Regions from separate parts of the Homo sapiens genome. Here region 2 is linked to region 1. Evidence: chromatin loops called from intact Hi-C (ENCODE). Cell type or tissue: heart left ventricle. All regions are shown on one strand. Each heading gives the region's core, and the rest is flanking DNA. Links, peaks and the distances in the headings are about the cores only. Region 1 overlaps PID1 (phosphotyrosine interaction domain containing 1). Region 2 overlaps DNER (delta/notch like EGF repeat containing).

What was found. Peaks named below come from ENCODE experiments on the same cell type or tissue, not always from the same donor. Only the 100,000 strongest peaks of a DNase experiment are listed, where the experiment ranks them.
Region 2: it touches region 1 in a loop (2.8-fold over the local background); 22 of 110 quality-filtered maps call a loop at or near these places.

What each region holds. Positions count from the first base shown.
Region 1 is chr2:229,265,220-229,269,615 of GRCh38, reverse strand. The region is part of intron 1 of PID1 (phosphotyrosine interaction domain containing 1); the gene reads left to right. Among named protein-coding and RNA genes, the nearest start is that of PID1, 3.9 kb to the left of the region's middle. In heart left ventricle, for the core only: a CTCF peak has its summit at 2,381 (motif pointing right); no DNase peak of the experiment used is centred there; H3K4me3 peaks cover 1,366 bases; H3K27ac peaks cover 782 bases.
Region 2 is chr2:229,585,105-229,589,500 of GRCh38, reverse strand. DNER (delta/notch like EGF repeat containing) reads left to right here. Exons shown (of 13, transcript NM_139072.4): 3 at 1,013-1,107; 4 at 3,477-3,643. Among named protein-coding and RNA genes, the nearest start is that of DNER, 130 kb to the left of the region's middle. In heart left ventricle, for the core only: CTCF peaks have their summits at 2,004 and 2,204 (motif pointing right); a DNase peak (open chromatin) is centred at 2,200; H3K4me3 peaks cover 444 bases.

The DNA.
Region 1 (4,396 bases), core at 159-4,158:
CGTAACTTCTATTCCAAAGGAGCAGAATGATTGAGGGGAGCTGGCAGGTTTCCTGTTCAAGTGCAGAGGGTAGCTTTTGGAAGTCCTTAGAGAGATGTGACCAAAATTCCTTGAGGTGGCTTTTATGGCCTGATGATCTGTACCTCTGAAGAGTTTGTAGATTTTTGACTATTCAAGTTCTTCCTACCGGCCTGTTTCACTTAGGGAATCCTGTGCGCTCTGGAGCATGTGACCCTTGGCAGGTGGGCGCTCTCGCTTGCCTTCCCATAGAGATTGCTCCTCACTAGAAATGTCTCCCCCTTATTTTGTGAAATGTGCACGTGTGCATTTTGGCGTGAGCCTGGTTTATTGCAGTTGGTGTTTGCAATGCGTTTATTTTATTTCAAGGTGTCATGTTGAAAGAACCTGTTTTTAGGCTTTTGAAAGCTCATATAAACAGGGCTTATCACCAATAAGACCGAGTCACTGTTGGAAGGTCCTTACCAACAGGGGGCTCAACTTCATGCTGCCCAAATTTCGATGAGTCTCTTTTGAAAGTACATACATCTCAAGCCTTGAGATTAGAGAAGTGAGACAAATGCGGAAAAATTTTTTTATATCCGTGGCTTCTTCCCAAAGAGTATTGCTTGACTCTCCTTGAAAACACATAATTTATATGTTTTTACTTTTGCCTCTGAGAGAGCTGTTGAGGATGAGATGGTGAGTGAGCTGCTTATCATATTTTATTTACATTCCTTGTGGTTATCTTTGTCACAATCTCTGTTTGCTGTCTGGGGTTTTTTCCTTTTCTTTTCCTTTCACCGTGATATAGAAACATGCCTGTCCGATTCCTCAGTGAGAAGCCACTTTGCCACTCCCAGGCTCTGTGGCCACAGAGATAGCAGTGGATATCATGCTGGATAGGAAACTTGAGAATGAGTTCTGCTCTTTAATGATGTCTGAGCTCCATGTGCCTTTCACAAATCTTTATAAACCTTCTCATTCGACCTCATTAATTTTTTTCTCATTTATCTTTAATACAAACATTCTAATTTAGATGAGCCAGAGTGAAGAAAATTCGTCAAGGAAACATTCCCAGAACTTCCTAATAGGACTAAGGAGTCAATTTATTTTATCAATACCTAGAATCAAAAGAGGGGATGGAAGAAAATAACCAGACCCTTTCTTGATGATATAGTTCATATTCGATGAAGCTGGTTTGAGAAGTCTGTGTCCCAGGGGAGTGTGATAGATCTTTGCGTAGAACAGTCACCCTCTAAATAATGGACTTTTGAGTGTAGCAACTGGCTCCGTTGCTCAGGAAATGGCATCTTTGATCAGGTTTGATTATCATTATTGTTACCCACACTTCTGTGTCCCCACAAAATGATGCTGATATTTTCTGATTTGAGGTTTAGCTGTTTGACCCAAATCCAGCACAGGCAAAGGGACCTATTGCCCTGAGCAGAGCTGCGCTGGGTAATTTCTCATTCAGTCACACAAACCGAGGCAAGTTCATCTGCTCCCTTGAATGTTAAAACTTCTATTGCATCCCACTCGAGCCCTCGCTGGGAGCTTCTGCCATTAAAAATATAATAGGATCAAAAGGGATGTGAAGATTTAATTTACCACCCCAACTTTTTACAGTGAATAAATATGAATTCTTCTCTTTTCACCTTCCCGTCTGCACAGCAGACTTTTTTTTTTTCTTGGAGGTATTGAGGAGTGTTATACATTTTTAAAGAAGCAGATTTGAAACAGACTCCTTTCAGAAAAGTAAAGGAGACTTTTCTGAACAAATAAAAACCCTACTGGTTTTTATGAAATAGAGATGAGATTACCTCTGGCCTTGAAATTTTAAAATTTGTATGAGTTTCTGGATTGACTTGATGATTGTACTGGGTGGATCCCTCAGAAGTAACAAACCCATCCATGCAAGACTGTGTCCCATCCATAGGAACAAGTATTTTCTCAGAGCAAATGTCTTCACTGAGCTACCAGATGCATTTTCTGGAGGCCTTGATAGGAGGAGAAAGATGAATCAAGACTGACTTAGAAACGAAGGAGGTCAACACATCCTTAAAGGTCTTTGGTGTAGTTATTACTAGGATAGAGTGGAATGTGATAGGCGTATGAGTTCTAGCAGATTCTAATTGTGAAGTTTACATGTAACCATCTTCTCATGAGGCATTCTATAAAGGTTCCAATATAATCATCTAGCTGTCTTCACTGAGATTACCATTTCTCCATGGCAGATTCAGAAAAAACAGCTTTTTATTCACAAAGCTGGATTTGAGTTTTGCAGCCTGGGCAATTTTTTCTGTTCCATCCATTACTTCCTTTTTCATCCTCGTTGTGGCCAATGTCTGTGTACTAGCACTTCCACAAGAGGGAGAAACACAGTGAAGAGTAGGGAGGACCCCAGATCCTGAAAAAGCTTTCTTTTGGTTTCTTCTGAAACTTTTGGTTGATGAAGTGGTTGAAGTTTCCAGCTAAATACTATTTGGGGATTTTAGGAGCCAAAGTCCTCCTCTGAGGATTATCTCACCCTTTCTCTGCCTTGTCCTATCTGGTAGATGTTGTCTTGACTTGGAGTGTGGATCGTTCTAGATTTTTCTTCTCTATGATGATGCCACTTTCACTTTTCCCCTGAGAAGTGAGACTGGAGAACCCTCTAAAACGTCAACTGGAGACCATTAGCCCTGGCCCATCAGGCAGGGTGAAAACCGGCAAATCTGATACTTTTCCAGGCTGACCAAATTGACAAAAGGAGCAAGGATTAAGAATGGGAAGATACTAGTAACCTGCTTTTGTGGTGCAGGCACTGTGTGTGGCACTGTGCCGAGGAGCTTTATTTTAACTATCTGGCTCATTTGCATCCTGTAACCACTTTTATCCGCATTTTAGAGAGAAACTGAAGGCCAGAGAGTCGAAGTGATTTGGCCAGCGTTGAGCAGCTAGAAATGAACTGAGCTGGAGTTTGAACCAGACAGTTTGGTTCCAATCCTTACTTCTTAAGCACTTCACCATAGTGCAGAAGGATAAGACAGGCACAGTGCAATGTACATGTTGGTGCTGTTGTTATTAATAAATACAGTTAGAGCAATGACTGTTTTGTGGGCTCAGAGAGGCTGCTGTCCTATTTCTTGCTGAAGCAGTGGGTTGACCAAAGGCTACTCTGTTTTTGGTGGCTCAAATCTTTGGTGGCACATAAGCTGCTGTCTCCTATTGAAGTTAAAATTCACAAGTGCCATTGAAGAGCTTTTCAGCTGAAGCACATAGCATTTATCCAAACTAGAGACCTTGAAAGCCGGTGATTAGGGTGGATTGTGTACACATTCATTCCAAGTTTAGACAAAAAAAAAATGGGGAGAAGGAGGGAGGAGGTTGGAGATTTTCAGAGCGGTTGCTTAGAAAAAAGCAACAGCTATTATTACAGAGGCACAGGTTTCTCACTAAACCCATTCTAGATTTTGTTGTTGTTTTCATCAATTGTAGTTGAGTAAGCACAAAACATCGGGCCCTATTGTTCATAAAGAAAACTAGGAGTTGTCATTAATCCGGGGCCTTAGTCTCCCTCAGGAATAAAATGCTATCTTACATCATTGAGTCTTTCTCCAAGTTTGTCAGCAAATCTCTTTCAAGCGATTTGCAAAATCCTAGCCTGGGAACAAACTCTGTGCCCCTTGCTTAACCATGGCCTAATGGCTGTTTCGTGTTGACTGTACTGAGTTATCTTGGAGTGTTAGGCAACTTTTGCATTTTGTTTGATGTTCCAGATTAGGTCCCTCCCATACCAATACCCCTCCACACTGACCCCATTCTACCATGAAAATTAGCCTTGGAGGAGACTCTGGGAGAATCAGCCTTACAGCTTCAAGGGTACTGGAGATCAGGCTGCCTTCTACAAGGTATTTTATTCTGTGAATAGCAGCAGTTCAGGGACTTGTTAGTGGTCAGGAAATAAAACTAGTCCAGAACACTCAATGACTGCAGTGTGCTTCTTTCAGCCCTGTGGACACAAATTTAAACAGAGGCTTTATATAAGTAGAGCAAGAAGAAATAGTTGAGTCGTTTGTCCAAAGACCTCCTTAAAGTCTAGTGGAATTAGTCTACTGTCATTTTGTGTTCACTTAAAAAAAAAGTTGTGATCCCTATTTAGCTGCTAATCAGTGATAAAGCATCAGTGTATTCACCAGGTCCAACCCTTGAGGCCAAAGACTGCAAAAGGAAGGTGTCAGGGAAAAGACACAGACTTGTTTTGTGACTGGCATATTTCAATGCTTCCAGCATCTTGACATGCTCTTCCACTTAATGCTGATGCCACGTGGATCAATAATCTGGCTGAGGTCTTCTTTCCCATGCCTGATGGCCCAGGATTCCTCTGCCCTCTTATGTTTCAACCGAGTTCTTACTT
Region 2 (4,396 bases), core at 101-4,100, 320 kb before region 1:
TTATTATCCCCTTTCTGTGAAGTAATGATGCTTTGGAAACATAAAGTTATTTGGAGACTTAGAGGCTTGGGTAGCAGCCATCTGTCATACAAATTTAACAAGTTATACTCACATCTTTGAATATCAGTGGTGGGCTTAATCCATAGAATCTGATTGTAGGGCATTCTGGAAAATAAGATCTAAGTGTGGGCTGTGGAGTGAAATTGCTGAGAGTTTCTGTATTGTTCTCAATTAATTCTGTGATGATGAATACTTTTAATACTGCTTCATTTTCATTGACATGGGGGAGGACAGTAATTGTGGCATGAGGACTAAGTGCATAAATTGGCCAGGTTTATGCTCACTGGACATAGCTCAAGGTTTTGCAGTATGCTTTTTGATGAGCACAGTCCTCCCCCCACCAATTGATCTCCTTTTTAAAAAAATATACATCCATATAATACTTTTGGGAAATAATTTAAAAGCGAAGGTATAGCCTACAAGGAAAAAGAAAGGCAGCGTTCAAGCTCCCCAGCCTTAGCATGTGCTCCTGGACCCATCAGCACACAGAAGAGTCATCAGACCTGATACTGCATGCACTTTGCAAGTCGAAGGCTGGCTTGCCTAGTCATTAGGCTTTTACCTGCTGTTTGTAAGTTAGTCCTTAAAGTTGGCCTCCTGGTTAGCATCAGGTTAAGCATAGTGCAGGGGTCAATGACTGCTTGTTAAATGAATGGAAAATGAGCAGGGAGTGACATCTGCTTCCTGTCCTGCAATATCCTATTGATCAGTTTTAACAATCCCAGGAATTTGTAGATTGCTCTCAGGGAAGCTGTTGCATTTCAGAACATCAAATGACAAAGATTTCATTTTCTTTTGAGTTTGTAAGGCTTCACTTCTTCATCTCCTCTCTAGCCCTACCCCCGCATCATCAAAAGGGATGAAGGAAATTCAGCATGGAATTTTGCTTTATCACATTATGTTATACTATAAACAACCCCAATCATATGTCGTTTTTTTTTTCCCTTCCCAGGTGATCCCAGATATTGCCTGTGGGAATGCCAGTTCTAACAGCTCTGCGGGTGGCCGCCTGGTATCCTTTGAAGTGCCACAGAACACCTCAGTCAAGTAAGAAAATTCTGAGTTACAAACTGTTAAGAGTGATGCTATGACCTATAAGTGGGGTTGTGTCCATCCGCGGACCTGGTGTGTAAGTGGCCTGTCAAGTGAGAATCGTGAACAGATTCCACGGGTAGATGTGGCCCCTGCCATTTGAAAACTAGAGGAAGCGATTTCAGAGGCAATTACAGTGAGGGTTTTCAGGCTGGACAAGTGGAATTGAGAAATTGGACTGGATGAGTCTGGTGTGAGGTGACAAACCGTGAGGCCTTAGATAAGATCTCAGCCAGATTCCTTGTCTCCCAAATGCTTTGCTTCCCAAATTATTGGCCTCTTAAGATTTTATTGGACCATCAGTTACATTCAGATGCATACTTTGCCCCAAATTTAAATTCTACATATTACAATTTTCTCTTTATTTTTTATAATTTTTATTTATTTATTTATTTTTACAGTTTTCTCTTTAAAAGCAAGCGTACAAAGAGAGTGTTTTGTTTAAAATTCAAGCTATTTTAAATGACAGGGTCCATTGTCACCGGTGGGGAAGAGGGAGAGGCATAGGGAAGCAGTGCTGGTTGAGACCTGATATGTGTGGTGCTTTATATGAGGCTCAAGTCAGCAGGTGCCCAGGAGCACAAAGCTGGGGGTGGGGTATGGGCCAGTATTAGGGTGCCCCAGGCCGGCTGACAACCCCCCACTGCCCATCCTTTTCAGTTGCCATTGACTACCACCCTCCCCACACTTTCCATGCAACCTAAGGGGCATTTGCTGTCCAGTCTTTGGGGATTTTTAGAAGACTGGGAACACGTGGCCTGGTTAACCAATCTGTTGCACTGGCTCCCTTTTAAGGGGCCTGCGGGCACTGTAGGTCTCTTCCATGTATCCATCGCCATTTTTGTCTACCTGGCTTTCTAAACAGTGGAGTCCCTGAACATGTTTGGAAGAGGGACTTTGTTACATTGCTCTTGCACCCTGGGTCACCACAGCCTTGAACTCACTCTGGCAGGGGAAGAGCCTGGAAGGGCTGCTTGGGAATTCCTGGGCTCAGGAGGAACGCTCCCATCCGGAGAGGCGGGAGAGGTGAAGCCTGAGGCAGCTTCGAGCTCTACCAGCAGGGGGACCCCGGTCCTAAGCGTTTCTTTCACTGCTCAGACTACAGCTGAAACCCCTGCCGTCCTGGGCTAGTTTTAGGAGCAGGATCTCTAGTTTCCTTTACTCTTAAAACATCTCTCGGCCCTTTCTTGTCTAGATCATATTATCTTACCTTGATAAACCTTTCCAAATTTTCTGGTCTTCTATCTCGTTAAATGCTTTTGTTTTTTTCCTCTCAACAAACCTGCCATTCTCTGAGACTCCCTTAAGCTGCAGAACGGGACCGAATTAGCAGAGTCTGACTCAGACGAAGTGAGATGGGAGTGCCGAATGACCTGAGGGCACTGAATTCACTTGTGGGGGTTACTAGCTCCTTACGCTTTCATTTCCTCATGAATTTAGTCACTGATCAAAGCTTTACTGAGCCCCTGCTGCACGCCAGGAGCCCTGTGCTGGGGGAGCGGATCTGTGCGGAGTCTACTGTGATCTTCTCCAGGAGCACTGGGGAGAATGGGCAGCTGTTGGGATGTTGGGAAGTGGTCAGGAGTCTCTGGGAAGAGGTAATATGTGGGCTAGGAACACATTTCCAAGGTGGAGAAGGAGACAAAGCTTGGGAGGTGAGAAAGAACTGGGTTGGGGTAGCTCGTAGTAGCTGAAGCATTGGGCTGTGAGGAGAAAAGCGCAGGAGGGCAGCTGGGGTTGGGGTTGGGGTTGATGGGCTTTCTGTGACATCCTATTCTCTGTGGGGTGGTTTTGTGTGTTTTTTTTTTTTTTTTTTTTTTTTTTTTTTTTTTTTTTTTTTACCAAAAATGAGCCAGGGGAGGCCTGAAGCATTGGGAGGTGGATTGTATGTGATTGTGTGTGTGTGTGGGTGGGTGGGTGGGGGGTGTTGGGGAAAGGTGACACACTTTTGCTTATTTTGGCAGCATAACTCAGGTGGCTGTGTTGGGTTGCAGTCCACGTTTATGACAAATTTAAGCAAAACTCTTTTTATATTGTGTGGCTATGGAAGGATTTGTCTGAAAGAGAACTCAGTGTACTCTTTTACTGTTCATCAAAGTGGTTACTCAAAGGTGAGTTACCAGTGACTCATTTTGTGGTACACTGTGAACAAGTGGGAGTGTACGCCTTTACAGTGGACGCCCGCGTATCTGTTTATGCCATCGATCTCCTGGTACCTTGGTAGATGCACATACCATCTTTGTATTTATTTTTAATTTGAAGAACTGGTTCTAAGATGAATTTTTCTGAAAGGAGCTTTCTGTTTACATCATTCCTGTTTCCAGGATTCGGCAAGATGCCACTGCCTCACTGATTTTGCTCTGGAAGGTCACGGCCACAGGATTCCAACAGTGCTCCCTCATAGATGGACGAAGTGTGACCCCCCTTCAGGCTTCAGGGGGACTGGTCCTCCTGGAGGAGATGCTCGCCTTGGGGAATAATCACTTTATTGGTGAGTTACCAAAATCTTCTACTCAACACTGCATCTGATTCAACCCAACTTTGGTTTGGTGTTGAGACAGTAGGTAGGGAATTTTGCTCAGATAATCTGAATTCTATCCATCAATGCTATTTCTTTCACTTTGGTAAGGTTTTAGAATAAAAACTGGATTCTAACATAATATTTCTTTTTTTCTTTTTTTTTTTTTTGATGATGGAGTCTCGCTCAGTCACCCAGGCTGGAGTGCACTGGCGCGATCTTGGCTCACTGCAACCTCTGCCTCCTGAGTTCAAGCGATTCTCCTGCCTTAGCCTCCTGAGCAACTGGGGCTACAGGCACCCACCATCATGCTCGGCTCATTTTGCATTTTTAGTAAAGATGGGGTTTCACCACCCTGGCCAGGTTGGTCTTGAAATCCTGACCTCAGGTGATCTGCCTGCCTCAGCCTCCCGAAGTGTTGGGATTATAGGCATGAGCCACTGAGCCTGGCCCTAACATAATATTTCTAGTGTGGCTCAAAGTGGAAAGGCATGGGCTCTGGAATCCAGCGACTGTGTTCCAGCCCTGGCGAAGGCATCACAGGTGTGTGATCTTTGGTACTGAATGCTCTGGCCATCAGTTTTCCTTTGGAATCTTTCATCTGCTTCTTTTTCCAGAAATTGTGGAAAACTTGAGGTGTTGGATGTTGGTCTCTCAGGATAACCTTTGTTCCCAGTTGATTTTGGCCTGACTTAGGGCGTTCAAACACAGCACCTCACAGTGATT